2 separate regions of the Homo sapiens genome follow, and region 2 is linked to region 1. The links are chromatin loops, found by intact Hi-C in ENCODE. Cell type or tissue: heart left ventricle. All regions are shown on one strand. Each heading gives the region's core, and the rest is flanking DNA. Links, peaks and the distances in the headings are about the cores only.

Evidence for each region. Peaks named below come from ENCODE experiments on the same cell type or tissue, not always from the same donor. Only the 100,000 strongest peaks of a DNase experiment are listed, where the experiment ranks them.
Region 2: it touches region 1 in a loop (2.1-fold over the local background); 32 of 110 quality-filtered maps call a loop at or near these places.

Annotation. Positions count from the first base shown.
Region 1 is chr3:126,328,219-126,344,568 of GRCh38, forward strand. It overlaps KLF15 (KLF transcription factor 15), which reads right to left. Exons shown (of 3, transcript NM_014079.4): 3 at 14,417-15,677. The coding sequence ends at 15,509. Among named protein-coding and RNA genes, the nearest start is that of KLF15, 21 kb to the right of the region's middle. RefSeq lists enhancers at 3,049-3,653, 3,654-4,257, 13,152-13,913, 15,446-16,129. In heart left ventricle, for the core only: no CTCF peak of the experiment used is centred there; a DNase peak (open chromatin) is centred at 10,783; H3K27ac peaks cover 761 bases.
Region 2 is chr3:126,286,302-126,302,651 of GRCh38, forward strand. It overlaps LOC107986124 (a long non-coding RNA gene), which reads left to right. Exons shown (of 3, transcript XR_001740882.2): 3 at 1,712-5,224. It also overlaps a transcript of KLF15 not described here. Among named protein-coding and RNA genes, the nearest start is that of KLF15, 63 kb to the right of the region's middle. RefSeq lists enhancers at 1,695-2,240, 2,241-2,785, 5,473-5,973 and a silencer at 14,932-15,132. In heart left ventricle, for the core only: no CTCF peak of the experiment used is centred there; a DNase peak (open chromatin) is centred at 7,610; H3K27ac peaks cover 1,055 bases.

The sequences.
Region 1 (16,350 bases), core at 7,694-15,693:
TAGTCTCCAATCTCATTTAGGTCACTGCAAATGCTGTTAATTCATTCCTTTTTATGGCTGAGTAGTATTCCATCATATATATATATACCACAGTTTCTTTATCCACTCGTTGACTGATGGGCTTTTGGGTTGGTTCTACAATTTGCAATTGTGAATTGTGCTGCTATAAACATGCGTGGGCCAGTATCTTTTTCAAATAATGACTTCTTTTCCTCTGGGTAGATACCTAGTAGTGGCATTGCTGGATCAAATGGTTGTTCCACTTTTAGTTCTTTAAGGAATCTCCACACTGATTTCCATAGTGGCTGTACTAGTTTACATTCCCACCAGCAGCGTAGAAGTGTTCCCTGTTCACCACATCCAAGCCAACATCTACTGTTTTTTGATTTTTTTATTATGGCCAAAAGAATGATTAAGTTTTGATGAAGTTTGCCAAATTATCCTCCAAAAAAAAATTGTACTACAATCAACAGTAATGAGAGTAACTCTTTCCCCCATGCTTGGATATAATCTTTTACATTTTTGCAATGTAGTCAACCTCCACAGGATATATTGTTTTTTTATTTCATTTTTCTGCATATTTACAAAGTTAGATATCTTCTCATGTGCCTACTTGCCATTTGCATGTCTTTTACTGTAAGTTGCTAGTTTATATCTATTGCCCATTTTTCTATTGGGATTTTTATGTTTTACTCACTAATTTGTAGAACAGTTTTGTGCATTCCAGATATATTCGGATTGTTGACTCATATATTTCTATCCATGTCTCATATTTATCTTCTAACTTCACTCATAGGGTGTCTGTTCTTAAACAGGAGTTTAAATGGTAGTGTCAAGCATGTCTATCTTTTCCATAATGGCACCTGCATCTTGCTATTTCTTGTACCTTTATAATTGTGTGTTTGTGGTTGGCTCTTTTACCCACTTGGAGTGGATTTTCTGTGTATGGTGTGAGAAGAACCTCCATCTTTCCTCTCTTATCATATAAGTAACCTTGTATTGATAACTTATATTAAATAGCCATATGTACTTGAGTTATTTTCTAGAATCTGTATGTTGCCTCATGTCTTCTTTGCCTTTATCTGTTATAACACCACATTAAAAAAATGTTTAACCTCAGCTGGGTGTGGTGGTGTGTGCCTGGAGTCCCAGCTACTCAGGAAGCTGAGGTGTGGCAAATCGCTTGAGCCTGGGAGTTTGAAGCTGCAGTGAGCTATGATCCCATCTCTGCACTCCAGCCTGGGCAGCAGAGCAAGAACCTGTCTCAAATAGAATTAATAAAATAAATTAAATAATAAAACAAAACCAAACAATTTAAACCTCTATAGGATGTTTCAGTAATTTGTCAGGCAATCTCCCCACCTCTACCACCATTGTCGTGTCATATTGGGTTGCATCTTATACATTTTCTCCTCCAGATAAATTTTGGAATCAAGTCCCATTTTTTAAAATCCTCTTTGGATTTGTACTGGAATTGCAATGAATTATAGATCAATATGACAGAAATTGGGATCTTTACAATACTGAGTCTCCCCATACAGAAAAAAAAAAAAAAAAGGTAAGCAATTCCAGTTAGGTCTTCTTTATGTTTTCCATTAAAGTTTCAGCATATTATTACACTTTTTTTTTTTTTTTACCAATTTCCTGCCATGTTGCTTGTGATTTTTCTTCCTGTCATAAAAGTTATGAACTCTACTTACTGTTGCAGTTTTTAGTTGATTTTGATTGTGTTAGTGCCCTCAGTGATGGCCCCTCATTCATCCACACCCTCTGCTGTATGTTCTCACTGGGCTTGGCCGTATGACTTGTTCTGCCCAGTGGGTCAGAGCAGACAGGATGCAAGCCGAGGTCTGAAATGAGCTTGCAAGGTGGGCCTTGCTATCTTGCAGCCATGGGCTATACCCCAGCTGGCCTGCTGGCCCAAGGCGAAATGTGAGCAACATGGAGCAGAGCCCCAGCCAGCCCAGCCTGAGTCACAGCAGAATCCCTCGTTCCCCACAGACACAGGAGCAAGATTAACTCAGGTCAGCAGACTCCCAGCCAACCCACAGGATCATAGCTCTAGTACTAAATCAGGACTGTTTCAGAGCACTGAGCTTTGAGGTGGGCTGTCAATTACACAGTAATTGCTGACTGAAACATTGACATGCAATCAGTCCATGTATTTCTGTGGGTTTATCTTGTGTCTGGCCATTGATTGAACAGTTTTATTAATTCTGGCAGATTTTCAATTGATCATTTTCGGCCCTTCCGGACAGATAATTACATCATATGCGATAAAAGTCATCTTGTCCCTTCCTTTCCTATCCTTTCAGTCTTTTTTTTTTCTTGTCATATTACATTGGCAAGGACTTTGCAAATAATAAGTTGTGTTTGTTTTTGTGGGTCTTCTGGGTGCATGCTGCTATTTGTGAATATAAGTGTGTCCTATTCACCCTTTGCCTTGAGAGACTTAACAAGACATTTCTTCTTGATGAATACAGTGCTCTTCCCTGTGTCTCATTATTTCTTGTACTTTTAGCATTGTGTGTTTATGGTTGCTTCTTTAACCTACCTGGAGTGAATTTTCTGTGCATGATGTGACGATGTTAGGAAAAGCTCTATCTTTTCTCTTTTGTCATGTGAATAACCAGTGTCTCCAGAAGCCTGAGAATGTCTATGTCTCCAGTGTCTCTGAAAGAATGAGAACATCTCTCTGGATATGACAAATTTGTCCAGAATCCCTCTCATAAGGGCAGCAGAGGATGGGGGAGCCTCATGGGTACCCAGGCAGCAGAAGCTGGAAGTGAACTGACATGAATGGGGCTTGAGGATGCAATCTGCCCCTATCCTCAGGAGTCTGAGGGCAGCACAGAGGCAGGGTAGTGGGGAAGGAAAACATCAGGCACATAAGATGCCCCTCACACTCAACTCCCTGGTCACAAACTAGAGAGTCACCAGCCCCCATCATGAGCCCCTCTTCTGGATGCAGGGCCTGCCCTTCTGTGGAGGTCTTAGGAGTGATGGCATAAGAGGACAGAGACCTAGGTATAAGTCGCAGGCATCTGGTATTGAACAGAGCACTCCAGTGATTAGCTTCCTCTCTGGGAATACAAACCAAACCCAGGAAATGTGCACAGCCTTGTAAAACCACTACAATTTCAGATTGGGTTTATCTGGTTTATTGCTTGATATGCAATTAGAAGTGTCTTGAACACATCAGCTTTCAGTTCTTCCCACGGTTGAGTATTTAATGACCTGTGAATGAACCCTGAGAAGATGCAACTTCAACTGAGCCCTGCAACCCTTTTGTAAGGGAATGTGTTCACCCTCCAAAAACCTACTTGCAAGTAATATGTTAAGGCACAGATGCTAGAAAGCATTTGATTTAATAAAATGTCTAGTGGGGGGGAGGAGCCAAGATGGCCGAATAGGAACAGCTCCGGTCTACAGCTCCCAGCGTGAGCGACGCAGAAGACGGGTGATTTCTGCATTTCCATCTGAGGTACCGGGTTTATCTCACTAGGGAGTGCCAGACAGTGGGCGCAGGCCAGTGGGTGCATGCACTGTGTGCAAGCCGAAGCAGGGCGAGGCATTGCCTCACTTGGGAAGCGCAAGGGGTCAGGGAGTTCCCTTTCCGAGTCAAAGAAAGGGGTGACGGATGCACCTGGAAAATCGGGTGAACCATGAGATTATATCCCACACCTGGCTCGGAGGGTCCTACGCCCACGGAATCTCACTGACTGCTAGCACAGCAGTCTGAGATCAAACTGCAAGGCGCCAGCGAGGCTGGGGGAGGGGCGCCCGCCATTGCCCAGGCTTGCTTAGGTAAACAAAGCAGCCAGGAAGCTCGAACTGGGTGGAGCCCACCACAGCTCAAGGAGGCCTGCCTGTCTCTGTAGGCGCCACCGCTGGGGGCAGGGCACAGACAAACAAAAAGACAGCAGTAACCTCTGCAGACTTAAGTGTCCCTGTCTGACAGCTTTGAAGAGAGCAGTGGTTCTCCCAGCACTCAGCTGGAGATCTGAGAACCAGCAGACTGCCTTCTCAAGTGGGTCCCGGACCCCTGACCCCCGAGCAGCCTAACTGGGAGGCACCCCCCAGCAGGGGCACACTGACACCTCACACTGCAGGGTATTCCAACAGACCTGCAGCTGAGGGTCCTGTCTGTTAGAAGGAAAACTAACAAACAGAAAGGACATCCACACCGAAAACCCATCTGTACATCACCATCATCAAAGACCAAAAGTAGATAAAACCACAAAGATGGGGAAAAAACAGAACAGAAAAACTGGAAACTCTAAAACGTAGAGTGCCTCTCCTCCTCCAAAGGAACGCAGTTCCTCACCAGCAACGGAACAAAGCTGGATGGAGAATGACTTTGACGAGCTGAGAGAAGAAGGCTTCAGACGATCAAATTACTCTGAGCTACAGGAGGACATTCAAACCAAAGGCAAAGAAGTTGAAAACTTTGAAAAAAATTTAGAAGAATGTATAACTAGAATAACCAATACAGAGAAGTGCTTAAAGGAGCTGATGGAGCTGAAAACCAAGGCTCGAGAACTACGTGAAGAATGCAGAAGCCTCAGGAGCCGATGCGATCAACTGGAAGAAAGGGTATCAGCAATGGAAGATGAAATGAATGAAATGAAGCAAGAAGGGAAGTTTAGAGAAAAAAGAATAAAAAGAAATGAGCAAAGCCTCCAAGAAATATGGGACTATGTGAAAAGACCAAATCTACATCTGATTGGTGTACCTGAAAGTGATGGGGAGAATGGAACCAAGTTGGAAAACACTCTGCAGGATATTATCCAAGAGAACTTCCCCAATCTAGCAAGGCAGGCCAACGTTCAGATTCAGGAAATACAGAGAACGCCACAAAGATACTCCTCAAGAAGAGCAACTCCAAGACACATAATTGTCAGATTCACCAAAGTTGAAATGAAGGAAAAAATGTTAAGGGCAGCCAGAGAGAAAGGTCGGGTTACCCTCAAAGGGAAGCCCATCAGACTAACAGCAGATCTCTCGGCAGAAACCCTACAAGCCAGAAGAGAGTGGGGGCCAATATTCAACATTCTTAAAGAAAAGAATTTTCAACCCAGAATTTCATATCCAGCCAAACTAAGCTTCATAAGTGAAGGAGAAATAAAATACTTCACAGACAAGCAAATGCTGAGAGATTTTGTCACCACTAGGCCTGCCCTAAAAGAGCTCCTGAAGGAAGCACTAAACATGGAAAGGAACAACCAGTACCAGCCGCTGCAAAATCATGCCAAAATGTAAAGACCATCGAGACTAGGAAGAAACTGCATCAACTAACGAGCAAAATAACCAGCTAACATCATAATGACAGGATCAAATTCACACATAACAATATTAACTTTAAATGTAAATGGACTAAATTCTCCAATTAAAAGACACAGACTGGCAAACTGGATAAAGAGTCAAGACCCATCAGTGTGCTGTATTAAGGAAACCCATCTCACGTGCAGAGACACACATAGGCTCAAAATAAAAGGATGGAGGAAGATCTACCAAGCAAATGGAAAACAAAAAACGGCAGGGGTTGCAATCCTAGTCTCTGATAAAACAGACTTTAAACCAACAAAGATCAAAAGAGACAAAGAAGGCCATTACATAATGGTAAAGGGATCAATTCAACAAGAAGAGCTAACTATCCTAAATATATATGCACCCAATACAGGAGCACCCAGATTCATAAAGCAAGTCCTGAGTGACCTACAAAGAGACTTAGACTCCCACACATTAATAATGGGAGACTTTAACACCCCACTGTCAACATTGGACAGATCAACGAGACAGAAAGTCAACAGGGATACCCAGGAATTGAACTCAGCTCTGCACCAAGTGGACCTAATAGACATCTACAGAACTCTCCACCCCAAATCAACACAATATACATTTTTTTCAGCACCACACCACACCTATTCCAAAATTGACCACATAGTTGGAAGCAAAGCTCTCCTCAGCAAATGTAAAAGAACAGAAATTATAACAAACTATCTCTCAGACCACAGTGCGATCAAACTAGAACTCAGGATTAAGAATCTCACTCAAAGCCGCTCAACTACATGGAAACTGAACAACCTGCTCCTGAATGACTACTGGGTACATAACGAAATGAAGGCAGAAATAAAGATGTTCTTTGAAACCAACGAGAACAAAGACACAACATACCAGAATCTCTGGGATGCATTCAAAGCAGTGTGTAGAGGGAAATTTATAGCACTAAATGCCCACAAGAGAAAGCAGGAAACATCCAAAATTGACACCCTAACATCACAATTAAAAGAACTAGAAAAGCAAGAGCAAACACATTCAAAAGCTAGCAGAAGGCAAGAAATAACTAAAATCAGAGCAGAACTGAAGGAAATAGAGACACAAAAAACCCTTCAAAAAATCAATGAATCCAGGAGCTGGTTTTTTGAAAGGATCAACAAAATTGATAGACCACTAGCAAGACTAATAAAGAAAAAAAGAGAGAAGAATCAAATAGACACAATAAAAAATGATAAAGGGGATATCACCACCGATCCCACAGAAATACAAACTACCATCAGAGAATACTACAAACACCTCTACGCAAATAAACTAGAAAATCTAGAAGAAATGGATACATTCCTCGACACATACACTCTCCCAAGACTAAACCAGGAAGAAGTTGAATCTCTGAATAGACCAATAACAGGAGCTGAAATTGTGGCAATAATCAATAGTTTACCAACCAAAAAGAGTCCAGGACCAGATGGATTCACAGCTGAATTATACCAGAGGTACAAGGAGGAACTGGTACCATTCCTTCTGAAACTATTCCAATCAATAGAAAAAGAGGGAATCCTCCCTAACTCATTTTATGAGGCCAGCATCATTCTGATACCAAAGCCGGGCAGAGACACAACCAAAAAAGAGAATTTTAGACCAATATCCTTGATGAACATTGATGCAAAAATCCTCAATAAAATACTGGCAAAACGAATCCAGCAGCACATCAAAAAGCTTATCCACCATGATCAAGTGGGCTTCATCCCTGGGATGCAAGGCTGGTTCAACATATGCAAATCAATAAATGTAATCCAGCATATAAACAGAGCCAAAGACAAAAACCACATGATTATCTCAATAGATGCAGAAAAAGCCTTTGACAAAATTCAACAACCCTTCATGCTAAAAACTCTCAATAAATTAGGTATTGATGGGATGTATTTCAAAATAATAAGAGCTATCTATGACAAACCCACAGCCAATATCATACTGAATGGGCAAAAACTGGAAGCATTCCCATTGAAAACTGGCACAAGACAGGGATGCCCTCTCTCACCACTCCTATTCAACATAGTGTTGGAAGTTCTGGCCAGGGCAATGAGGCAGGAGAAGGAAATAAAGGGTATTCAATTAGGAAAAGAGGAAGTCAAATTGTCCCTGTTTGCAGATGACATGATTGTATATCTAGAAAACCCCATCGTCTCAGCCCAAAATCTCCTTAAGCTGATAAGCAACTTCAGCAAAGTCTCAGGATACAAAATCAATGTACAAAAATCACAAGCATTCTTATACACCAACAACAGACAAACAGAGAGCCAAATCATGAGTGAACTCCCATTCACAATTGCTTCAAAGAGAATAAAATACCTAGGAATCCAACTTACAAGGGATGTGAAGGACCTCTTCAAGGAGAACTACAAACCACTGCTCAAGGAAATAAAAGAGGATACAAACAAATGAAAGAACATTCCATGCTCATGGGCAGGAAGAATCAATATCGTGAAAATGGCCATACTGCCCAAGGTAATTTACAGATTCAATGCCATCCCCATCAAGCTACCAATGACTTTCTTCACAGAATTGGAAAAAACTACTTTAAAGTTCATATGGAACCAAAAAAGAGCCCGCATCGCCAAGTCAATCCTAAGCCAAAAGAACAAAGCTGGAGGCATCACACTACCTGACTTCAAACTATACTACAAGGCTACAGTAACCAAAACAGCATGGTACTGGTACCAAAACAGAGATATAGATCAATGGAACAGAACAGAGCCCTCAGAAATAACACTGCATATCTACAACTATCTGATCTTTGACAAACCTGAGAAAAACAAGCAATGGGGAAAGGATTCCCTATTTAATAAATGGTGCTGGGAAAACTGGCTAGCCATATGTAGAAAGCTGAAACTGGATCCCTTCCTTACACCTTATACAAAAATCAATTCAAGATGGATTAAAGATTTAAACGTTAGACCTAAAACCATAAAAACCCTAGAAGAAAACCTAGGCATTACCATTCAGAACATAGGCATGGGCAAGGACTTCATGTCCAAAACACAAAAAGCAATGGCAACAAAAGCCAAAATTGACAAATGGGATCTAATTAAACTAAAGAGCTTCTGCACAGCAAAAGAAACTACCATCAGAGTGAACAGGCAACCTACAAAATGGGAGAAAATTTTCGCAACCTACTCATCTGACAAAGGGCTAATATCCAGAATCTACAATGAACTCAAACAAATTTACAAGAAAAAAACAAACAACCCCATCAAAAAGTGGGCGAAGGACATGAACAGACACTTCTCAAAAGAAGACATTTATGCAGCCAAAAAACACATGAAAAAATGCTCATCATCACTGGCCATCAGAGAAATGCAAATCAAAACCACTATGAGATACCATCTCACACCAGTTAGAATGGCAATCATTAAAAAGTCAAGAAACAACAGGTGCTGGAGAGGATGTGGAGAAATAGGAACACTTTTACACTGTTGGTGGGACTGTAAACTAGTTCAACCATTGTGGAAGTCAGTGTGGCGATTCCTCAGGGATCTAGAACTAGAAATACCATTTGACCCAGCCATCCCATTACTGGGTATATACCCAAATGAGTATAAATCATGCTGCTATAAAGACACATGCACACGTATGTTTATTGTGGCACTATTCACAATAGCAAAGACTTGGAACCAACCCAAATGTCCAACAATGATAGACTGGATTAAGAAAATGTGGCACATATACACCATGGAATACTATGCAGCCATAAAAAATGATGAGTTCGTGTCCTTTGCAGGGACATGGATGAAATTGGAAATCATCATTCTCAGTAAACTATCGCAAGAACAAAAAACCAAACACCGCATATTCTCACTCATAGGTGGGAATTGAACAATGAGATCACATGGACACAGGAAGGGGAATATCACACTCTGGGGACTGTTGTGGGGTGGGGGGAGGGGGGAGGGATAGCATTGGGAGATATACCTAATGCTAGATGATGAGTTAGTGGGTGCAGCGCACCAGCATGGCACATGTATACATATGTAACTAACCTGCACAATGTGCACATGTACCCTAAAACTTAAAGTATAATTAAAAAAAAAGTCTAGTGGGAAGAGTGCTGTATTCGTTGAGAAGAAATGTCTTATTAAGTTTCCTGGGGTGAAGGGTGGATATTAAGGATATACTCAAGTAACAATGGATAATAATACAATTGCCACCAACAACTACAGCTGTTGCTCTCTGCCAGATGCTATTCTAAGTGTGTTGCATATTTTAACTCATTTAGTCCACACAATGACCCTATGAGGAAGGTACTATTATTATCATCCCTTATGGGGAGTCTGGCTCTAAATTCTTCTGTTTGTTTAAACAGATGGGGAATTTGAAGTTCCAGGAGGAAGATGAAGGTGCTTTCAAGGCGGGAGAAGGTGCAAAAAGCAAGTCCCTGGGTGCCTTGTAGAGAAGGCGGTGTTGGTGTACAGTTTAAATAGGATGCCCAGTGTAGTGCACTCCAGCCGCTGTGGCTCCTCATGACCATCTGGAAAGCATTTTGCCAGCGTGAGAGATTGGCAAAGAGACTCGGGCATCCGGAAGACTGAACCCACTGCACCTTGGTAGCTTTGTGCAGGGCATCCTCTGCCAGGATGTGGATGGAATCCCAGCTGTGAGCCCAGATTTGTAGTAAGGCCACCAGCTTGGGAAGGCTGGGAGAGGACAGGGAGGGGCTTTGCCAACCAGCCCAAGGTGGGAACCAGGACTCCTGTGTGGCACCAGGGTGTCCTCTGATGGGCAGTGGTCCAGCTGTCCTCCCAGCAGTGCCACGTCAGCATGACCGTCCACGCCTTGTCCAGGGATTCAGGGAGAGAAGAGCACTGCCACTTTGCTGTGGAAACAGACAGGTGTCCTTCTTTCCTCTGTCAAGGTGACGTTCGTGCATTTAAACAGAGCCCTCTGGGGATAGCTGTTCAACAACTCACCAATTAACCCTACAGAAATGACATCAATGTCTTTTCTTCATTTCATGCGTAATGCAAAGACTTCTGTGGGAAGGAGGAGACCCTGAGAGCCACACTTCAATCCTTCACACAATTTCCCTGTCTGTTCATATCATGGGGGATTTACAGCCAGACTAGTAATGTCTTATTACTTTCACATCGCAAATTTCTTCTCTTTCTCTATCAATATTTGACATTTGCACTTAGGTTTTAAACACATTTGCAATGATTTAGACGTATTTCTGCAGAAATGTATTTTCACTCTTCTCATCAGGTATTTCCAGCTCCCAGCACCTGCTGCGCACTCCCTTCCCTGGCCTCCCTCAGCTGGCTCTGTCGTAGCCTTGCGCCTCACTCTCGTGATGGAGCCGCCTGCTACAGACACTGCTCTTGCTGTCTTTCAGTGTCAGCTCAGCTCAGGGTTGAGGCCAAATTCACAGAACCCAGAGGATGGAAACAGCAGGGAACGTCCCGGCTGGGTTCTGAGAACAGCCTGGGGACCGGCTGCGATCTCTATCAGTGCTGGGTGTGGATATGTCCGTGCGCCAGGATGGCTTGGAGAGCAGGGTGGAGCAGCAGGGCCAAGGGAGGCTGACAGTGGGGGACTGGTCACTCATCTCCAGGTCCAGACCTCCAGGAGGGGCTCCTTTGGGGTCCTTGGTGTCCCTTCCTGACGGGCCCGGCTGTTTGGGGCACAGAGCAGGACCTCACAGAATGGGAGCCGAGCCAGAGCCCGAGCTGTCATCATTTGTCTTCTGCAGCAGTGCTGGGAGTTCCCTGTCCTCATGCCCACTCCTGACGTTCTCCCATGTGGATTTTAACTCTGCCCTGCATCTTTTGTTTTCTTGCAATCCCCCGCTATCCCTTCCAGCTCTCTTTTTACCTGGTCCTGGTGCCCTCCCACTACAGCCTGGGCTCTCTATTTCTTCCTTATTGAAAACAGCAGGGCGTTTCTCGTGCCCTCCCGGCCCCCCAGGGCACATCGAGATGTGCACTTTCCAGGAGTGTTTGAATGCTGCTCTCTTTGCCTCATTCTGCATCTTTTGAACAAGCCCCATTTTCATCTCTGTTCATCACCAAATGAAGTGGGACCTACTCAGACATGGCCCCCACTCTCAGCCCTCTCTTGTGGGTTCAGATCGCCTCCTCATGCCTTCACTGTGCAGGTTGACATGTTCATTCCTCACAGGTTCCCCTGCCAGGCCTTGGATAGCCTGAACCAATAAAACACAAGGAAAATGACAATTTTCCTGGAAGCCCTGGTCCTGAGGCTTTCTGCCTATGTCCCCTCTCCACCTCCCGGCTCTCACGGCCCCACATAGACTCTGGACCCTATTCACGAACAGACAGTGATGGCATTGCAAGGGTTTGCTGTCTGCAGGAGTCAAGATTGTCATTTGCAGCCTTGGTTTCCCAACCAAGGCATCTTGGCTCCTACGTAGGGCCTTTTGGCTCCTCTGTTCCCACAGAGTTTCCCTTCTTAATAATCTGCTGCCCCAGAAGTCTGGCTGCTGATCCCACACTTATCAGTGATGCCCTTTCTGAGAATGTGGACGAGGCCATGGGGAGCTGAACTCACCTGGCACCACCAGACTTAGCCATGCTGCCAGCTCGTGGGAAGGGGGACCCACTGTGGGCACAGCTGGGACAAAACAATGTGCTTACAATGGAAACTCCTGGCTGCCCTCTGCTCCTACCTCCTTGCCTTCTCCTGCAACATGTGCCCCACATTCCAGCTGTGCTCATGCTGCCCAGATGACGACTGCATTTTCCAGCCTCCCTGGCAGTGGATGAGGCTGAGTTACTGAGTTCCGGCCAACAGAATGGGAGTGGAAGTGAGTGTGCAAATCCCAGGAGGGCAGGGCAGAAACATGGCCCCTTGCCTGCTTCTCCCAGCTGGCCCAGTCCTGTGGAGCCAAGGGGCATTGGAGGAGCAACAAGAGCGAAGGAGGCTGGGTGCCCTGTACTCAGTCTGCTGTGCCAGCCCAGGCTGCTCCCTCTGAGACCATCTAAGCAGAGGAAAATAAACTGCTATGTTGTTTAAGCCACAAAGTTTGGGGATTTCTTTGTTATAGTAGCCTAACTCATACTCTACCTAGTACAGTGATCAGTAGATGGTACTTCCTTCCTCTCTGTGTGCCTTAGGGGCAGGCGGGTGGGTGGCACCATTATGGCTGGAGTTCCTGCTCTGCAGCCTTCCAGCTTCCACCTCTATTCCTCACCGTGGTGAGTCCAGGGCCCATCTCCACCTGCTTTTTCAGCTTGCAGGTCAACACAGCACTCCCCTTCCAGCCACAGAAATCACAGACGGTCAGAAAGGTGGTGGCATGGGGGTCTCTGAGGCAGGAGCCAGGCCAGGCACTGTAACAGACTCTCAACCCCCACCAGGGCCAAGGCAATGCTGACATTGGGGCTGCAGCAGGAACCTGGGGGTGCCACACAGCTGGGCTCTGCATCCTGGGCTCTGCATCCAGAGTCACTTACCACGTGCCACCACGCTGTTGCCCGGGGCCTTTCACACTGCTCTGCAGGGCGAAGGAGCTGAAATCTAGAGAGGTCTAGGACACACATAAAGAGCTGGAGCCCAGGATCAACAGGCAGTGCGGCCCCATTATCCCTGTTCCCTGCACTGTGCTGTACTCTCCACGACTCAGCCAAGACCTCCAGGAGGCACACTCATCCCGGGGAGGTGCACCATATGTGTGCACGTACACACAATTCAGGTGCAAGCCTGGAAGCCCAGACTGAGGAGACCACTAAGACCACCCCTTACACACACTCCCTGCCACAAGACAACAGCAGGATGTTGGGACACACACCCAGGGGAGGTGAGCAGCGTGTCCGGCCGGTCCTTGGCACAGAAGGTGCATATGCTCCCGAGGTTATTCCACGTCCCATGTCATCATCCTGACCAGACAACAATCCTCCCTGTCCCTCTGACGTACCTCTTATCTAGGGCTGAACTGCTTGTTTATGGATGAAGAAAGCCCATGTTAACAAGGCTGGAAATCAATGCCTTGCTTCCCTAGAGTGTGTTTGCCCACAGAGGGTACATCCGGTCAGGGGCAAAGGACAGAGGTCACTAGGCCCAGCCTCCTCCTCGGGACCATGGCCAGTCAGGATAGGATGTCCATCCTCCTATCAGCTGTGCTGTGTGCTGGGCGGCTGGTGAGAACAACGGCCTCTGCCCTCTGAGATGCACGACCTCACACAGACCCCCACATTCAGACATCTCTCTGCTGGGAGCCCATGGGTGCCCTACCCCCAGCCTCCAGATCTCCAAGGTTTTCACCGAGAAACACTTGACCCGACTTGCATCCAGTTCTTATAAAGCAAAGGATCCTTCTAGAAGGTTCTTGCTTCCCACTGCACATGACTGGGTGAACCAGGGCAGCCCTCTCTGTGTGTGTGTGCTTCATACCAGCTGAGCCACTGAAGCAGGCCCTGGTCAGCCTCCATTTCCTTGCCATTCCCTGTGGGGCTCATAGCCCCTCCTTGTGCTTGGGCCCCCACTTCCCCCAGGCTCCAGCCAGCACAGGACGTGTGGATGGGTCCAACCTCAACTGTGCAACCACACAGCGAAGACCCCAGGCATGTTGGGGAGTTAGGGACGATGGAGGACAGGACGTAACTGCATATACTGGCCTCTCCGAGTCTCACCTCTGCCTGCTCAGGATTCCTAACACTTTCACAATTACCCACGCCAGTAGGAAATGGCACAGCCACGTTCCTAAGGGGGTAAATACTCTGCCAAGGCACAGCAAACATATAGGGCATGTGTAATAGGTTTGGTGGACTGGATGGGGGTAGGAAGTGCAAGAAAGGGTCTCCGATAGCAGAGTAGGTGAGCCTCGCAGGACTGGCCAGGCCTGAGGCAGCTTCCCACAGGTGCTGTCGGAATGTGGGCTGGATTTGGGTTTACGGAGCTCCAGGTCAGGGAGCCGGGATGAGCAGAATCTCAGCAGCTGGCCTGGAGCTGAGCTGTATGGGAACCCTACCCTGCTGGACCGGGGCTGGACCCCAAGGGGCCTTTCTATCCCTCCAAATACAAAACAGAGTTCCCTGAACTCTGCGAAGGTGGAGACATAGACTCGGCCCCAGAGTCACCTCCACATCCCGGCAAAGCAGGAAAACAGCACATGAATGCCAAAAGCTGTGAGTTCTTTTTCTTTTTATTGGCAAAGTAAATATATTTTTATGAAGGACCAAAGAAAATATACGTAATTGTAACATATGTACACCAGCTTCATAGATTTTTTTAAATTTCAAATTTACACAAATGTTGATATGTTATTAAAAGATATTTTATGTGGATGGACCTATGTACAGTTTATTTACATACATTCATAGGATGTGAAATAAACCTGTCAAAACAAGCTAGTTCATTTATTAATTTCTAGACAAAATAAGGAATGCATTTCTAAATCAGGGTTGGGAGGCTCTATCTAGTTCTCTCACACCCAGGACAGCCTGGCCCTCTCCTCCCAAGGCCACCCTAAAGGCTGGTGTCTGGATTTGTCTGGGAAACCGGAGGAGGGGACGAGCCCCTGGGTACAGGCCCTTCTGGCTCTGTCTGCCCTGCACATTTAACTCAAGCACATGCACTGCCAGCCCCCTAGTGGGGGACGCTTTTCACCTCTCTCCCACATGAGGGCCCAGCGGCCCGGTCCTGCCCCCCCCCCCCCCCCCCCCCCCCCCCGGCTCCAGGGACCTGCCCACACCCTCTGGTGATCATGCTGAGCAGGCATCTTAGACAAAGCCACCCTCACACCACAGTGCAGCCCTGGACTTCTGGCCTACTTCCTTCTCCTCCAGCATGACTCTCTCTGGAAACCCAACATTTCAAAACTGCACATTTCATCTTCCCCTAGCACTAAAGTTCTGGCCTTGGCCCAGGATGGGGGAGCCCAGTGGGAGAAGGGCCAGGTCCCCAAAACTCTGCCTGCAACCAGCGGCTGCAGCAGAGGCCTGGCCACCGCGGGAAGGCACGAAGGCACGAAGGCACGAAGGCCTGCCTCCAGCCCCGTGCGCCTGGGGCCCAGCCCCCAGGGACGCGGGTTCGAGGCTCTAAGTACTCCCGAGAAAGGCAGCGGTTGGCGGGCCCTGGGTTCACACCTCCCAGGCTTCAGAAGGTGGGCTGGTAACATTGCCATGTCCCTCTGGAGGAGGCAAATAAATTATTGCTTAAAAAAATGGGGATGGGGTGGGGATCCGGGGTGACGGACAGGCTGGGGTTCAGGGCGCTTTCAGTTCACGGAGCGCACGGAGCGGCTGCTCCGCGGGAAGCGGTGCACCTTGATGTGCTTGGAGAGGTGGTCGCTCCGCGCGAACTTCTTCTCGCACACAGGACACTGGTACGGCTTCACACCTGAGTGCGAGCGCCTGTGCCGCGACAGCTCGTCAGAGCGCGAGAACCTGCGGGACATGGCGCGGTCAGCGAGGCCTGGCCCTGCCTGCCCCTGCCTGCCCCGACCCCACGAAGTTGCCGGGATGCAAGGCGTGCACCTGGCACTCACCCAAAGGGTGGCTGCGCAGACCTGCAGCCTCTACAGGATTAGGGGAGGGTCCCCCATCTACGTCGGTAAGGCTATACCAGTTCTCAAAATACCATTTTTTTTTCTTTTTTTGAGACAGGCTGGAGTGCAGTGGCGCCATCACAGCTCACTGCAGCCTCCCGGGCTCAATCAATCCTCCTTAGCCTCCAGAGTAGCTAGGATTACAGGTGTGCCCACCACACCCAGATAGTTTTTGTATTTTTTTTTAGAGACCAGGCCTCCCTATGTTGCCCAGGCTGGTGTCAAACTCCTGGGCTCAAGCGATCAGGCTACTTCAGCTTCCCAAAGTGCTGGGATTAAAGGCGTGAGCCACTGTGCCAAGCTGCCCCTGCCACCCCTCCAAGATGGAAAGAACTACAGTAAAGGCTCATGCTGGCACAGTGGGCATTCTCTGTTGGGAACTGCCAGAGCAGCTGGTAAAAGCTCCCAACAGGAAAGGACCCCAATGCTACCAGGGACCAGGGCTTCCCTCCCACAGCCCACCCAGTGTGCAGGGGTCTCTGAGGCCACAGGTGCACTCAGTCGCTCAGGCC
Region 2 (16,350 bases), core at 3,892-11,891, 46 kb before region 1:
ATGTTGGCTCACTGCAACCTCCACCTACTGGGTTCAAGCAATTCTCCTGCCCCAGCCTCCCAAGTAGCTGGGATTACAGGCGCCCCCACATCATGCCCAGCTAATTTTTTGTATTTTTAGTAGAGATGGGGTTTCACCACGTTGGCCAGGCTAGTCTTGAACTCCTGACCTTGTGATTTGCCCGCCTCAGCCTCCCAAAGTGTTGGGATTGCAGGTGTGAGCCACCACACCCAGTCATAGGTAGTTTAAGAATTTTCTGACTGCTAATTGCTTGAAAGAGTTATTTCCAATAGAAAGGAATGTCTGGGTTACTATAAGAGGTTGTGGAGACCTAGGTTTTATGACACAGATGAAGCCTCCAAGTAGCAGCCTTCAGAGAGAATTGGTAAATATTTCTCATCAGACACTAAGGTCTATGTTGATGTTAACATTGGTCACCTTTTCCTGAATTCCAAAAGAGAGGCAGGTATAAAGAGGCATGTCCCACCACCCCTCTTCCCATCATGGCCTAAACAAGTTTTTCAGGTTAACTTTGGAATACCTTTGGCCAAGAGGAGGGTTCCATTCAGATGGTTGGGGGGAGCCTTAGAATTTAATTTTTGGTTTACATTTGCTTTGCTATGATTCTGAGACTTGCACCTAAGTGAGATTTCTTTTCCAGTGTTTTTTTTATATCTTGAGTTAATTTTAGTACTTGACATTTATTTTATTTTTTTAAGAGTCGAGGTCTCCCTATGTTGCCCAGGCTGGTCTCAAACTCCTAGGCTCAAGGGATGCTCCTGCCTCTCCCTCCCAAAGTGCTGGGATTACAGGCCATCACCCCTGGCCTGACATTTCTTTTAAAAATTATGTATTGCTTTAAGATGTTTAAGCATATTAGCTCAGCATTCTGTACTGTATTTGTCCCACTTTAAAAATTTTCCTTCTGGTCCATTTTGCACTATGCCTACGGCATGTTTTCCATAGCATTAGCCTCCCCCCACCCCCCCGGCCCCAATAGAGCCAAAACAGCTACCAGTGTCCCCTGGGAGTCAGGGATGGCCTGGGCTGGTTCAGGGGACTGTAGCTGGAGCCCCTGGCTGGCTGTGTGATTCTGCCCAGTCCCCCGCTCCCTGTCCGGGCCCTCTGTTCTCTCCTTACGGTGGGGAGAGGTCTGAATGAGGCCCCAGCTCACGCACTCCATTATCTTGAGGCTGCTCCCACCCCCAGGCCCGAGGGAGACAGAGGCCTTTTGAGCTGGGGCTGGCAGGCGAGGCTGGAGTCCCAGGGCTACCAGAGCGTTGCGGAGGGAATGCTTTGAAGAGGCCCCGCCCTTCCTGGGGCTGCGGCTCAGCTCCGGCCTCCCTCACCCGGCAGGGATTCCCGTTCTAGGGAACATGTGGTTCGTGCCAGCCAGTTGATGTGGGCGCTTTCTTCTGCCCCTACTCCCGGCTGTCCGCTTCCTCCCCAGCCCCCTCCTGTGAGCTCTGGGAGCTACAGAATAAGGACACTCCTTGGCCCCAAGCCAGCCCCAGCTTGCTCGGGAGCCTGGGTTTCCCCCTCCGTCCCCATCACCGCGAGGGTCTGTGCATGGGAATCTGCTCCAGAGGCTCCCTCAGGCGCCGCGCCGCGGGGATACGCCTTTCACCGCCCCAGCAATTGGAGCGCTGAGTCGAAGTCCTGATTCCACGATAGGCGGATGAAGCCCTAACGCTGAAATTCTTTCCTCTAGGTCTTTGGCAGCGGCTGGGGCCAAAGCCCGGGCAAGACCAACGCCTTCGGCACCCGGACTCAGGCTCCGTCCTCTCTGCCAGCGTGCGGCTACAATGACTCGACATGGCAGGTGGGCAAGCACAGCACGCCCCAACAGACATGCTTTATTTAATATGTACTAAAAATACAGCAGGCCTGTGAAACCCACAGGTGCAATTGCTTAAAATGAGGCTAAGGTAGACGTGTGAATGGTTAATAATGAGTTGATTAAAATATTCAGAAATCATCTACTGGAGACGGGCAAACTGCAAAATGGTAGCATGGGAGCAACTGATGTTCGAGAAAGCCCAGGCTCCGGCAAGCCGTGGGTTTGAATTTACACATGCGCACATAATGGGTATGAATAAACCTTTCTTCAAAAAAACCAGATCAAGTCAAGGCAGTTATTTGCTGTGGGCAGGTGCCAAGGCTGGCTGCTTCAGTCCCCACGCGAGTCGCCCCCGAGCCTGCTTCTGCAGCCCAGCCTGGAAAGTGCAAGGCACTTGGAAAGGAGCCACGCCCAACGCCCTGTACCAGCGGCCTCCCGGACACCAACAGCGTCCTCTGCGCCTGCTGCAGCTTGTCCCTTAGTCCTCCCTGGACAGAGGGCGTGAAGTTGGCTGCGCCAACAGGACGCGGCCCGCTCACTTCGGGGCTCATTGTCCTGGACACACAGTCAGGGCTGGACGCCTCCAGCAGCCCCACGCTTCACCCCAAGGTCCGCAAACCTGACAACTTCGGAGGTAGGGATATCTTGACACAGTCTGAAAACAAACCATTTAAAACTTTTTTTCTCAAAAAATTAAAATAATTTTTTTCTGCTTACAAAATCTATAAATTCAGTTCAATATCAATGAAAATCGCAACAGGATGTTGACACTTGAGAAGCTGATTTGAAAGTTCATCTGAAAGAGAAAATATATAGGAATCCTGAAGATGATTTCGAAAACCTCCAAAAAGACTTCAGTAATTCACACAGAAAATCCAGAAACAGATTCATGTTTATGGGGAAATTTAGTATTTGATACAGGAGACCTTTCAAAGCCAAGCTGGAAAGATGGAAGGTCAACAGAGGCTTTGGGGAAAACTCACTATCCATTTTGAAACCAATGTTAGAATCTTCTTACCATTTGCAAGAATAAACTCCAGGTGTATTAAAGAGCTAAACATTTAAAAAATCTATAAAAGTTTTAAAGCCAAATATGGAAGAATATTTTTAAAATCCTATGGTGAAGAAGGCTTTTACTAAGCAGCAAACAAAACCTGGAAACCGTAAAGGAAATGACTGACAGATTTGAATATTGCAAGAACTAAATGAATGCCTCCTTAAACAAATTAAAGGACAAATTCCAGGCAGGGAGAAAATAGTTTACAATAGAAGTAATGTGCCAATGGTTAATATCTGTGTTGCATAAACATGTCTTTCCAATCAATAAGAAAAGAGTAGGAAATGGGTAAGGATTTAACAGGCAATTCACAGAAGACAAAGTAACCGGCCCCTAAATGGGAGCATATCCTCAACTTCACTAGTAATAAAGGAAACGAATTTAAAAGACGATACATTTCTCACTTCTTCTCTCCTTATAGCTGTATTCCACCTTTGACCATACAGCCTGTTTTTATTTATCGTAAGCATAGGTTAATAAATACAGGGCTTACCATGTTAATATCTTCTTTCTATGGATGCGTAACAACTTATTTTATCATTCCGTTTGTGACTGAAATTGAATTTCTTTCTGTAAACCTGAAAATATCTGAGACAAGCCTCGATCAACTTAGAAGTTTACTTTGCCAAGATTAAGGACACGTCTTGGGAGACAGGTCTGTGCCTTTCTCCAAAGATGATTTCGAGGGCTTCAGTATTTAAAGGAAAAAGCCAGCTGGAGGGGACAGAGGGAGGGTATGGTCACATTACTGAATCCAAATGTTGCAAAAGAAAAGGAGCATGTAGGGGAATGGTCAGTTATGTGTTCGTCCCATGCTCAGTAACTCGACTCTTCACACAAGATAAGGTGAATGCAGAGTGGAGATCTTTAACCTTTTATCTGTCTCTATCTGCTTAGGAACAAAGGGAAAGGCAGCTTCTTGCATGACTCCACTTTCAGCATTTTTTTTTTCTTTTGGCGGAGGGAGTAGGGGTCCCAAGTTTTTATTTTCCTTTCACATTTCTATTTTGCTTTTCTATGATCTGCTGCTGTAAGCTTCCCTATAGCACATTCCCAGGCTAGAATCTCATAGTGGGGACTGCCAGCTCACAGGGAAAGCACAGGGATGCTTGGATGCAGACAGGCAAGCCCAGCTCCAGGGCTGCACCTGTGGACCCCACCCCAGCCCAGCCCAGCCCCTGGAAGAGGGGGTCTGTCTGTCCCTGATTGGCCCACCAGCACCCTGTGGTTCTTTCAAAGTTATTTCTGACCTATACTACTGTTTGCCCTATTAGGGTGCCCCTTCCTTCCTTCCTTTCTTCCTTCCTACCTTCCTTCCTTCCTTCCTTCCTTCCTTCCTTCCTTCCTTCCTCTGTCTCACAAGAATTCCTTTTACAGTTTGTCATTTGCCATTGTATGTGGCTAAATCTGTCAAACTTCAGCACTGTTTTCTAGCATTGTTGCCAGGCTTAGCCTCCATTCCAAGATTACAGAAGCATCCACCTGAATTTTCTCCTAGAACTCTCACAGCTGCAGTACGTTCTGCTTTGGAGAAGGAATGGCCCAATTCCCTTCTGAATCTGGAAGAAAACAGAACTGGGTCACTTTACATATTATTTGGCCATTTTAAATTATATACCACTTTTACATTTAATGTAGCCATTTGACGGAGTTACTTCAAAATTTTCATATAAGCCTTGTCAAAAGGTCTCATTCTGTACTTTTACCATTTTTTTGAATCTTTTTTATCTTTATCCACTTTCATCTTGTTACAGGCCACTGCCTTCAGAGAAGGTGACAGAGGGCCATGTCTGAAACATTCTCCCACAACCAGGAACCCTCAGCAGCCGCTGAAGAGGAAAGGCAGTTAAATGGAAAGACTTCTGAGCAAGTGGAGGAAAAGTCACGTGTGACCTAGGGAGGGGCTCCCACAGGAAGGGGCAATGCCCTTGCCCTGTTCACCTAGCCTCCAGGTGGCTTCCCACTTGAAATTTCAGAGGATGGCAGAAACCTACTTACAAGGAAATGAAAGAGGGCACAGCAACCTTAAGACCAGAGCAGCCCACGATATTTTTTAATGAGGGCAAAAATAGAAGACTTGCAAAAGACCCCTGAAAATAATGCCTGGAAGCTGCGAAACATCAGACTGACACCGCACAAAAGAGGTCCAGCTGAGCAGGAGAAAAGCTTGAGAAGCATCCAGAACAATGTAGGTGGAGAGGCTAAGAAGAAAGAGGAGCCCACATGGAATGAATAACCAAGGTCGGGACAGAGGAAGGTTCGCCAGAACTGGGAGGGCTGAAATTGGACATTGAGATAAATTAAAGAGTGTTCTTTAAAACTGTCAAGACTTTGGCTGGTCAATAAGTAAACTGCAAACGAGTGTTCCTAAACCACAGCAGCAATGCTCCCTGGAGGAGGGAAGGAGGCCGGGGCTGCCACTCTCCCAGGTGGCTGCGTCCCGGCCTTTGCCATTGATGTGTGCTTTCTCCAGGCTCACAGATGTCCCTGGGCCGGTTGCATCTGTGACCAGGACTCTGCCACCTGCCTGTGGCTTGCTGATCAGCTGGTCACCCAGGAATGTTAGGGATGAACAGAGACCTAGAACTCAGGCTCCATGGATCTGGCAGCACCAGGAGACGAGGTTTCAAATCTCATGGCTGGGCCAGCCAGCCAGGTGCCCTGGAACTGTTGTGATCCCTGCTCCTTGCCGGGCTTAGCCTCCTCTTACTTCAGCCCAGAAGTCCCCGAGTACCCACTCAACAAATGCCATCCCTTTAATTTCTGTGGCCTGCTGCCATCACGGCTCGCCTAATTCATTCCCTCCACACCCTAAGTGTCCACGGAAGTGGCTGAAACAGTAAAACCACAGAGGAGCATTCATTCCAGTCCCCAAGGCAAGCCCCCTCCTTTGCACCCTGCTGTTTGGTTGATTTCTTCTTTCTCCACTTCCCAGGATGTGGAGCAGATTCCCTGTGGCATGATTACCTGAGGCCAGGTACAGACTGGCTCCAGGGAAGCACAGGGCTGGGGTCCCAGTTCCCACACCGGGCCATTCATTAACAGGTGGGAAGAGTTCCACCACTTCTGAGGAATTAGCAGGCTCCAGGTGACCCTATGTCACCCCAAGTGACTCTCCATTCCCCACAGACTCAGCCACAGGGCCAACAGTTTCTATTGCTATCTTTCCCTCCAGAAAACCCCTGGGCCATCTCGCCTGCCCAGCTCCTGCTGCTCCCCACGGGAGGGCTACAGTTAAAGAAGGGAAAGTGGCTAATTCACTAAGTAATTAACTTAAGGAGTGTCTATTGAACATCTACTGTGTGCAAGATGCTGTTCTAGATTTGAGATACAAAACAGGGAAAGAGAAGGCCCTGCTCTCACGGATGGGCATTAGAAGAGTGGGGTTGATAAACACGAGGATCAGTGAAGAGCATTCCAGGCAGGAATAAGCACTGCAGAGGAAGGAGGATGAGATGAGAAGGGAGAGCGAGCGAGCAGCAGTGGGGGAGGTGTCCATGGGGTTGAGTCTGGACGAGGGGAGGGAAGCAGCCAGTGCTTAGCAGGAAGACAGGGCAGGGGTGCAGCTCCCAGAAGGAGACAAAGAGGACCTTTCGAAGGTCTGCAGGTGGCAGGAGGGGCAGAGGAGGCTGGACCCAGGTAAGAAGTCATTGCAGGGGTCCAAGCCAGGAGAGGACAAATCTGATGGAGGTTTAAAAGGCTCAGTTGTCTGCCTGGTGGAGAAGAGACGAAGGGGCAGAGGGGGAAAAAGTGATGGACTAAGGATAGATTTTGGAGGCAGAGCAAACAGGAGAGCATGAAAGAAACAGAGAATCAAAGATGATGTTTAGGCCAGGGGCGGTGGCTCATGCCTCTAGTCCCAGCACTTTCGGAGGCTGAGGTGAGAGGATCGCTTAAGCCCAGGAGTTCAAGACCAGCCTGGGCAACATAGCAAGACTGCATCTCTAAAAAAAAAAAAAAAAAAAAATTAGCCAGGTGTGGTGGTGCACACTTGTAGTCTCAGCTACTTGGGAGGCTGAAGTGGGAGAATCGCTTGAGCTGGGTATGTTGAGGGTACAATGAGCCATGATTGTGCCACTGCACTCTAGCAGTGGATGACAGAGTGAGGCCCTGTCTCAAAAAGAAAAGATGATGAGTTATTGGTTTGGGACCATTTTCTGACCTAGGGAAGACAGAGGAGAAGCTGGCTTGTGGGTGGGTGGTATCTGGAGCTCCGTTTTGGCCAGGTTACATTCCAGGAGCCTCCTCGGGGTCTGGGAGGAGCTGTGGAGAACCCAGACATGTCTGTAGGGGTGAAGCATTTCTGGCCTGTGTAAGCACACACCTGGTGGCCACAGGGCCTGGGCTGTCTGAGAGAGGTCTGGTTTGAGATGTGTCAACGTCGGACTCTAAATGCCTCTCACCCCAGGGCTCAGGTAGCCCCTTCCATGCCTGTCCAGAAGACCCTGCAGAAAGTGCTCATGGTGGTGCCATCTCACCTGCAGTATTTGTTCCTAAATCAGCACAAGTCGGATCCTAGCAAGGGCCATGGAATATGCTTAGAGGGTGACACATACACTGCCACTGCCTGTTTCTATTCATGAACTCACTTTCGAAAGTGTCCCATTCTGAGATAATTTTAGACTTATAGAAGAATTGCGAAAGCAGCCTCCCCACCCCCAGCCTCTTCTCATGCCGGCATTCCATGAATCAGAGTGCGATTATGAGAGCTGAGACTCACCTCGCCGTGGTCTCGAGAGCTGGACGGCAGGCAGGCCCCTCCCAGTGCCCTCCTCTGTTCCCAGCTCCCACGTGCATTTGGCTGTCACCTTTCTCTGTCTCCTTTCTGTGTCAGGGCCGGCTTTTTAAGAGGATGGGTCTGTCGCTCTTGGACAGTCTCTCCGCCTAGGTCTGCCTGACGCCTTCTCTGCATTGGACTGAGGTAATGCCTTTTTGGAAATTCCGTGGCAATGCCACAGAAGTGATGTGCATTTTCGGTGGGCCAGATCAGTGGGTGTGGGCTGTTAGTGTGCCTTGTGCCTGGTCATGCCAACTTTGATCTCTTGGTTAGGGTGGTGCCTGCCAGGGTTCTCCCCCATCAACTCACTGTTTTTCCTTTGTAACCATTAAATATTCAAAGAGATGCTTTAAGGCTACACAGAGACACTGTTTGTGCTTAGATCTCTGTCTGCTAATTTTACTATCCTCTGGTGATGTTGCCTCAGCCGTGCTCCCTGCAGTCCTCTGGTGCTCATCGTCTTCGTCTCTCATTCGTTCCACATTTATTAATTGCGATTCATCTGTAAGAAAGCAGTTAACTCACTTTTAAACGTCAATAATTAAGCCATACACCAGTTGATAGCCTGTGGGGCAGGAGGAAGAGCAAGGCCTTCAGTCAGTCCAAAGGGTGGCTCGAGTAATTTTTTAACTGAGCACTTTTCTCTGCTTGCAGGCTGACCCTTGGTTGCATTTGGCCTCTCTAACTTTGCCCCATCTCTGCTGCTGAGGTCAGCAGCTCAAGAACGAGCCTTGCACAGGCTTTGGGGCCCTCTCCAGAGAAAATCGGGTTCCTTCTTTCCCTTCCAAGCATCTCTGCTCCCTTTGCCCTGCCGCTAGGAAGAAACCTCCCTGTCAGAGCCTCTCTACTTCTAAAGCCAAGTCTTTTGCCAGTGGCCCTGCCCCTCCATACACACACACACACACACACACACACACACACACACACACAGATACGTACACATACACACATGTGCATGTCCATGCATGCATAGATACACACAAACATGTATATATGTGCATATATACATACGTCTATGGATTCATATATACACATAATACACACATACACATGTGCACATATACATGCACATGCATGCACTTATACGCACATGCATATAGATACACATAGATGCACATGAGCATGCACACACATATGTACACACATGCATATACATACATATACACATACATATATGCTCATAAAGAACTACATACATATATAAATATATATTCCAATAACAGCTGTCAGATCATTGTTTTTAAAAAGCAAACAATCACAGAAGACACAAACAGCTTAGGCTCTTCTACAGCCTACTGGTCCTTACAACAACTTTAAGAGCAGATACAGTTACTATCCACTTTGGAAGATGAAGAACCTCCAGCTTCCTTGGCCCAAGCCTACACTTCTAGTGAGGGCAACGCTGGGAACTACATCCAGGCCTTTGCTCGAAGCCTGTCTCTGTACCCCCGTCACCATATGCTGCTCTAAGATTAGTTTCCCCGTTGGTTTGGTCAAAAGGCCCAAACCAACTCAGGATACAAAGTATGGCACTGAGGATACAAAGGCATCCACATTCGTATCCCGAGTGCCATGGCCAGATCAGTGCCTCCTCCCCTCCCCTGGCACCCTCCCCTCCACCCAGAGATGTGATCAGCTTCACATGGCTACCAACAAGTGAGACTGTCTGTCCCTTGACAAAGATTATATGCTTGGCCAAACTTTAGTCAGGCTTCTGAACCTTCCCCTTGACCCATCTGTGCACTTCCTTGCAAAATCCAGATTTAGCAAGAACAAAGCTAAGTCAGTTTGGCAAGAACTCCCTGTCCTTCATGTCTGATCAGATTCTTCACCCACCACCATCCCCCAGGTGATGTTGGTTATGCTGACCTGTCTTCAGCAAGAACACTGTTAGGTTGGATTAGCCAGGGACCCCCTAAACCCTGATGCTTCTTCTTAGTCATTTCCCATCCACTGACCCTAGTCTGGCTCCTGGTTGTAAATTCCGACTTGTCTGTGGTATATTCATAGTTGATGCTGATCTCTCTTCCCCACTGCACAGTCCCATTGCTGTTGTCCCTGTACGTATCACAATGGTCCTGAATAAAGCCTACCTTGCCATGCTTTAACAAGGTATTATTTAAATATTGCATAATATTTTCTTTAACATCCCACAGTGTCACTAATGCTGGGTGTTACTCATTGTTCATGTTTCTCAGCCTCAGGGGGGCTTGAAAAATCTTACTGTTATTTTTAATGTGTGCTAAATTTATATTTGGAGTCTCGCTCTATCGCCCAGGTGGAGTACAGTGGCGTGATCTCTGCTCACTACAAGCTCCACCTCCCAGGTTCACGCCATTCTCCTGCCTCAGCCTCCTGAGTAGCTGGGACTACAGGCGCCCACCACCATGCCCGGCTAATTTTTTGTATTTTTAATACAGACGGGGTTTCACCATGTTAGCCAGGATGGTCTTTATCTCCTGACCTCGTGATCCACCCGCCTTGGCCTCCCAAAGTGCTGGAATTACAGGCGTGAGCCACCACGCCAGACTGCAACATACATTCTTAATCTGCCAAGTTATATTTCTTAGCAATTTAGATGCCTTGTCTTTTCAAGAGAGGCCTGCAGCCTAGGGATTAGCACCTAGCATGTCTAGGGCTATGGCCTGAATCTGCAAGTCCAGCCGAGTGAATGTGGGAGTTTGGTTACATTCCCTAAGCTTCTGATTCCTTACCTCCAAAGTGTAGAAAACACAGTAACTACTTCAAAAGTTTGTTCTGAAGGGAATACAAATTAATTCATTAAGGCAGCTTCCATTCTCAAATAGGAAAAGTTGGCAGTTGTTATTGCTCATTATTTTGAGGGGATATTCATCTCCTTTCTTCTTAGTTTGTAAGAATTATGTATATACTTTAGGGTATTAACTTTGTGATACAAACATTTTTATTTTCTAGTTGATCATTTCTTTAGTAACTTTCTTTTTTTCGTTTGTTTTGTTTTTTAGATGCAGGGTCTTGTTATGTTGCCCAAGCTGGACTTGAACTCTGGGCTGAAGCAATCCTCCCACCTCAGCCTCCCAAGTAGCTAGGACAACAGGCATGTGTCACTGCGCCTTAGTAACTTTCTGTGTGGTGATTAATTCTAAACTTAATTTTTAAAATTTTGTTAGTTAAACCTTGAAATGTCTTCTTTTATAGTTTCTAGCTACAGTGTTATACTTGCCCTGTTTTATATTTGCTTAAAGAGTCACCTGTTTTTTTTTCTAGCACCATATTTTAACAGCCTTATTCATCTTTATGCTTAAGTAATGAATCTGGAACTTATTTTGATGTAAGATATCATGTAATGTATCTAACTTTTACTCCAAATGATAAGCCTGTTGACCTAACACTACTTTTTAATTAATTTATTATTGCCCCACTATTGTAAAATATTGCTTTCTATCATATACTAAATTTCATATAAATTTGAATCCATTTATGGTTTCACAATCCAGTATATTCTTTTTTTATTTCAGTCATTTTTGGGGAACAGGTGGTTTTTGGTTGCATGGATAAGTTCTTTAGTGGTGATTTCTGAGATTTTGGTGAACCCATCACCCAAACAGTGTGCACCGTACCCAGTATGTAGTCTTTTTTTCCTCACCCACCTCTCCCCACACGTCCCCAAAGTCCATCGTATTATTCTTATGCCTTCGCATCCTCATAGCTTAGCTCCCCCTTATAAGTGAGAACATATGATATTTGGTTTTCTTTTTCTGAGTTACTTAACTTATTCATTATTCATGGCCTCCAGCTCCATTTAAGTTGCTGCAAAGGCCATTATTTCATTCTGTCTTATGGCTGAATGGTATTCCATGTTTATATACCACATTTTCTTTATCCACTCATTGGTTGATGGGCATTTAGGTTGGTTCCATATTTTTGCAATTCTGAATTGTACTGCTATAAACATGCGTGTGCAAGTGTCTTTTTCATATAATGGCTTCTTTTCCTCTGGGTAGGTACCCAGTAGCAGGATTGCTGGATCAAATTGTAGTTCTACTTTTAGTTCTTTAAGGAATCTCCATACTGTTTTCCGTAGTGGTTGTACTAGTTTACATTCCTACCAGCAGTGTAGAAATGCTCCCTTTTCACCACATCAATGCCAACATCTATTATTTTTTTATTTTTTAATTATGGTCATTTTTGCAGGAGTAAGGTGGTATCTCATTACGGTTTTGATTTGCATTTTCCTGATAATTAGTGTTGTTCAGCATTTTTTCATATGTTTGTTGGTTGTTTGTATATCTTCTTTTGCAAATTTTCTATTCATGTCCTTAGCCCACTTCTTGATGGGATTATTAGGTTTTTTTTTTTTTCTGATTTGTTTGATTTCCTTGCAGATTCTGGATATTAGTCCTTTGTTGGATGTATAGACTGTAGAGATTTTCTCCCACTTTGCGGGTTGTCTGTTTACTCTGCTGATTATTATTATTATTATTATTATTAGCAGCTGTGCAGAAGCTTTTTAGCTCCATTATATCTCATTTATTTATTTTGTCCTTGTTGCATTTGCTTTTGTGTTTTTAGTCATAAATTCTTTGCCTAAGCCAATGTCTACAAGAGTTTTTCTGATGTCATCTTCTAGAATCTTTATGGTTTCGGTTCTTAGATTTAAGGCTTTGATCCATCTTGACTTGATTTTTGTATAAGGTGAGATATGAGGATCCAGTTTCATTCTACATGTGGCTTGCCAATTGTCCCAGCACCATTTGTTGAACAGGGTGTCCTTTCCTCACTTTATGTTTTTGTATGCATTGTTGAAGATCAGTTGGCTGTAAATATTTGGCTTTATTTCTGGGTTCTCTATTCTGTTCCATTGGTCTATATGCCTATTTTTATACCAGTACCATGCTGTTTTGGTAACTACAGCCTTGTGATATAGTTTGAAGTCAGGTAATGTGATGCCTCCAGATTTGTTCTTTCTGCTTAGTATTGCTTCAGCTATGCAGGCTCTTTTTTGGTTCTATATAAATTTTAGGATTGTTTTTTCTACTTCTGTGAGGAATTATGATGGTATTTTGATGGGAATTGCATTAAATCTGTAGATTGCTTTTGGCATTATAGTCATTTTCACAATATTGATTCTACCCATCCATGACCATGGGATGTATTTCTATTTCTTTGTGTCATCTATGATTTCTTTCATCAGTGTTTTGTAGTTTTCCTTGTAGAGATCTTTCACTTCCTTGGTTAAGTATATTCCTAAGTATGTATGTATGTATGTATGTATGTATGTATTTGTTTATTTATTTATTTTGCAGCTGTTGTAAAAGGAATTGAGTTCTTGATTTGATTCTCAGCTTGGCTGTTGTTGGCGTATAGCAGTGCTACTGATTTATGTACATTGATTTTGTATCCTGAAAGTTTACTGAATTCATTTATCGTATCTAGGAGCTTTTAGTTAAAATGAACTCATTGGTTAGCCCTAATCTGGTATGACTGTTGTACTCATAAAAAGAGGAGATGACTGCCGGGCACGGTGGCTCACGCCTGTAATCCCAGCACTTTGGGAGGCCGAGGAGGGCAGATCACGAGGTCAGGAGATCGAGACCATCCTGGCTAAAACAGTGAAACCCCGTCTCTACTAAAAATACAAAAAATTAGCCGGGCATGGTGGCAGGCGCCTGTAGTCCCAGCTACTCAGGAGGCTGAGGCAGGAGAATGGCATGAACCTGGGAGGCGGAGCTTGCAGTGAGCCGAGATCACGCCACTGCACTCCAGCCTGTCAACAGAGCGACACTCCATCTCAAAAAAAAAAAAAAAAAAAAAAAAAAGGAGATGACCACCCTGACATGCACAGAGGGATGACCACGCGAGGTCACAGGGAGAAGGCGGCCATCTGCAAGCCAAGGAGAGAGGCCTCAGGAGAAGCCCACCCTGCAGACACCCTGATCTCAGACTTCCAGGCTCCGTGACTGAGAGACGATAGAAGTCTGTTGTTTGAGCCCCCGGTCTTTGCTAGTTTGTCGTGTCAACCCAGGCAAACTCATATGGGGTGTACGTGCCCCCACGTGTGGTGACATACCGGTAGCATGGGCCTCAGAAGCTGGCTGTCATGAGGGGAGGCTCCAGGAGCTCCACAGGGGGGTGAATCATCCTGCTGTGTATCAGCAACGGGGGCTCTGGGGACCCGGGGACTTCAGGCTACAATGAGTCAGGTTGTCCCCACCCTGGCCAGGGGACATTAGAGCAGGGTGGTACCAGTTTCAGGAGTAATTGCTGTGGTGGGCAGGAACGAGGCCATCCGACCCCTGAGCGGCTTCCTTTCCTGGCCTCTGCCCTCCCTTCCCTTGCTGTGGCGTCCTGTGCCTATAACAACTGGACCCCACCACCTCACAGCTCAGGCTGGCCCTCGCAGGCACTTCCATCTGCCCTGTGCAGCGCGTCCTCCCAGCGGAGACAGGTCAGTCCTTGCCTGGGGACTACCGGGTGCCCCCAAGGCAGGCCCAGAGCGTCGGGGGTCTTCCTCCACTGCACGGTAGGTGTGGGCAGTGACAACTGGACAGGCATCCTCCCATGGCTCCCCATCTCCCCTGTGACCCCTTGCTCACAATGTGCGGCTTTCCGGCTTCCCCTTTCCCCGTCCCCATGCTCTGTGGGCTCATCACTTGCAGTCCTCCTGCAACCAGAGCCCCAGGTTCTGAGCTCTGTGCTGCCCTCACCCCTGTGAAAGACCCACCTGGCTGAATGGCTGCAGCGACTTCCTCCACAGACCCTGAGCAGCGGCAGTGTGGAGGCTAGACCCAGCCTGCTGACCGGGGCAGGATCAATAGATGGATTAGTGGGGCCAGTGGGTCTTTGCTCTTCCAGAATTCCGAGCAGATACAAGTGCACCTGGTAGAGGAAGCACAAGGAACCATCCTCCATCCTTAATGCACGGAGGGTCCGCTGAACGTCAGGCCAGGGCAAGACTTGAGGGCAGGGAAGTGATCCAGGCCACACATCACTGGGTGCGAAAGGAGGACAAAGAGAGGGTCCAGGTGAAGGGGTGAAGGTCGCACACACAAACCTCACAAAGCCTCACGTTATGGACTGGGCTTTGCTGGAACATGGGAAGTTTCACTTCGCCTGCTGTGCCCCGGTTTCCGCATCTGTTTCTTCTGTGGCTAAATCAGTGAATGCTCTGGACCTCTGCTCTCCACACTCCAGAACTTTTCTTCCTGCCCCATCAAAATGTACCCATGCAGGGTTTCAGTCCTCAGGGCTTTCTGTGTAGCCGCCAGGGCCCATGAGCACAAGGTTTTGACACTGAGAGCAAAGCAGAACATCACGTGTTTCGCTTTCTCGCTAACAAGGAGTGAAGTCCAGGAATTCCAGACCTTGTTTTGCTAATTGTAGAGGCTCTCCAGATTGGACGGCTTCCCAGCTGCCCTCAAATCAGATCTGCTCTTCTGGCTGGCAGACCTAGGAGAGAGCAGAGAGGCAGACATTGAAGAAATAAAACAAGAAAACACACAAGAGCTGCAGAAAAATGAGCTTACAGAGCACTATAGGAATAATAAAACAGGACTCACACGCCGCCACGCACACTCTCTCACCCTCTCTGTTTTCTATTTCACTTATTTCCAGTCTAATCTTTATTACTTCTGCTTTCTTTCTTTTTTCTTTTTCTTTTTTTTTTTTTTTTTTTCTGAGACAGAGTTTCCCTGTTGTCGCCCAGGCTGGAGTGCAATGGCGCCTTCTCAGTTCACGGCAACCTCTGCCCCCGGGGTTCAAGCAATTCTCCTGCCTCAGCCTCCCGAGTAGCTGGGATTACAGGCGCCCGCCACCATGCCCGGCTAATTTTTGTTTTTTTAGTAGAGACGGGGTTTCACTATGTTGACCAGGCTGGTGTTGAACTCCTGACCTTAGGTGATCTACCGGCCTCAGCCTCCCAAAGTGCTGGGATTACAGGAGTGAGCCACCGTGCCCAGACCTGCTTTATTTAAACGTAATTTGCTTTTTTTTTTCCTAGTTTCTTAAGGTGAAAACTAAGGACATTGATTTGAGATCATTCCTCTTTTCCAATACAAGCATCAGTGCTATAAATTTTCTCTAAGTACTGCTTTAATAACATCTGCAAGTATTAATATGTCACATTTTGATTTTATTCAGTTCAAAAACCTTTACAATTTTAAAAAATATCTTCCTTTGCCCATGGGTTATTTAAAAGTGTGCTACTTACTTCTCAAATACTTGGGGGATTTCCAGGTTATCTTTTAGTTATTGATTTCTAATTTAATTCTGTTATAATATGAAAATAGACTTTATGTGACCTTGGATCCTTTAATATTTATTGGGACTGTTTTATGGCCCAGAATGTAGTCAGTCTTGGTAAATGTTCTTCATGCACTACAAAAGAATATGTATCTACTGTTATTGAATTGAGTGTTCTATAAATGTCCATTAGGGCAAGTTTGTTCATAGTGTTATTTAAGGCTTCTATATTGTGGCTGATTTTCTGTTTATTTCTTTTATCAGTTATCAATTATTGAGGTCAGAGTATTTAAATATTAGATTATGATTGTAGATTTATCTATTTGTCCTTGAAGTTCTATCACTTACTGGCTAGTGTATTTTGAGGTTCTGTTATTAGGTGCACAAATGTTTTAGATTGTTATTTTTCTTGATGAGTTGGCTCCATTAATAATGGTAATATGAAATTACCTGTTT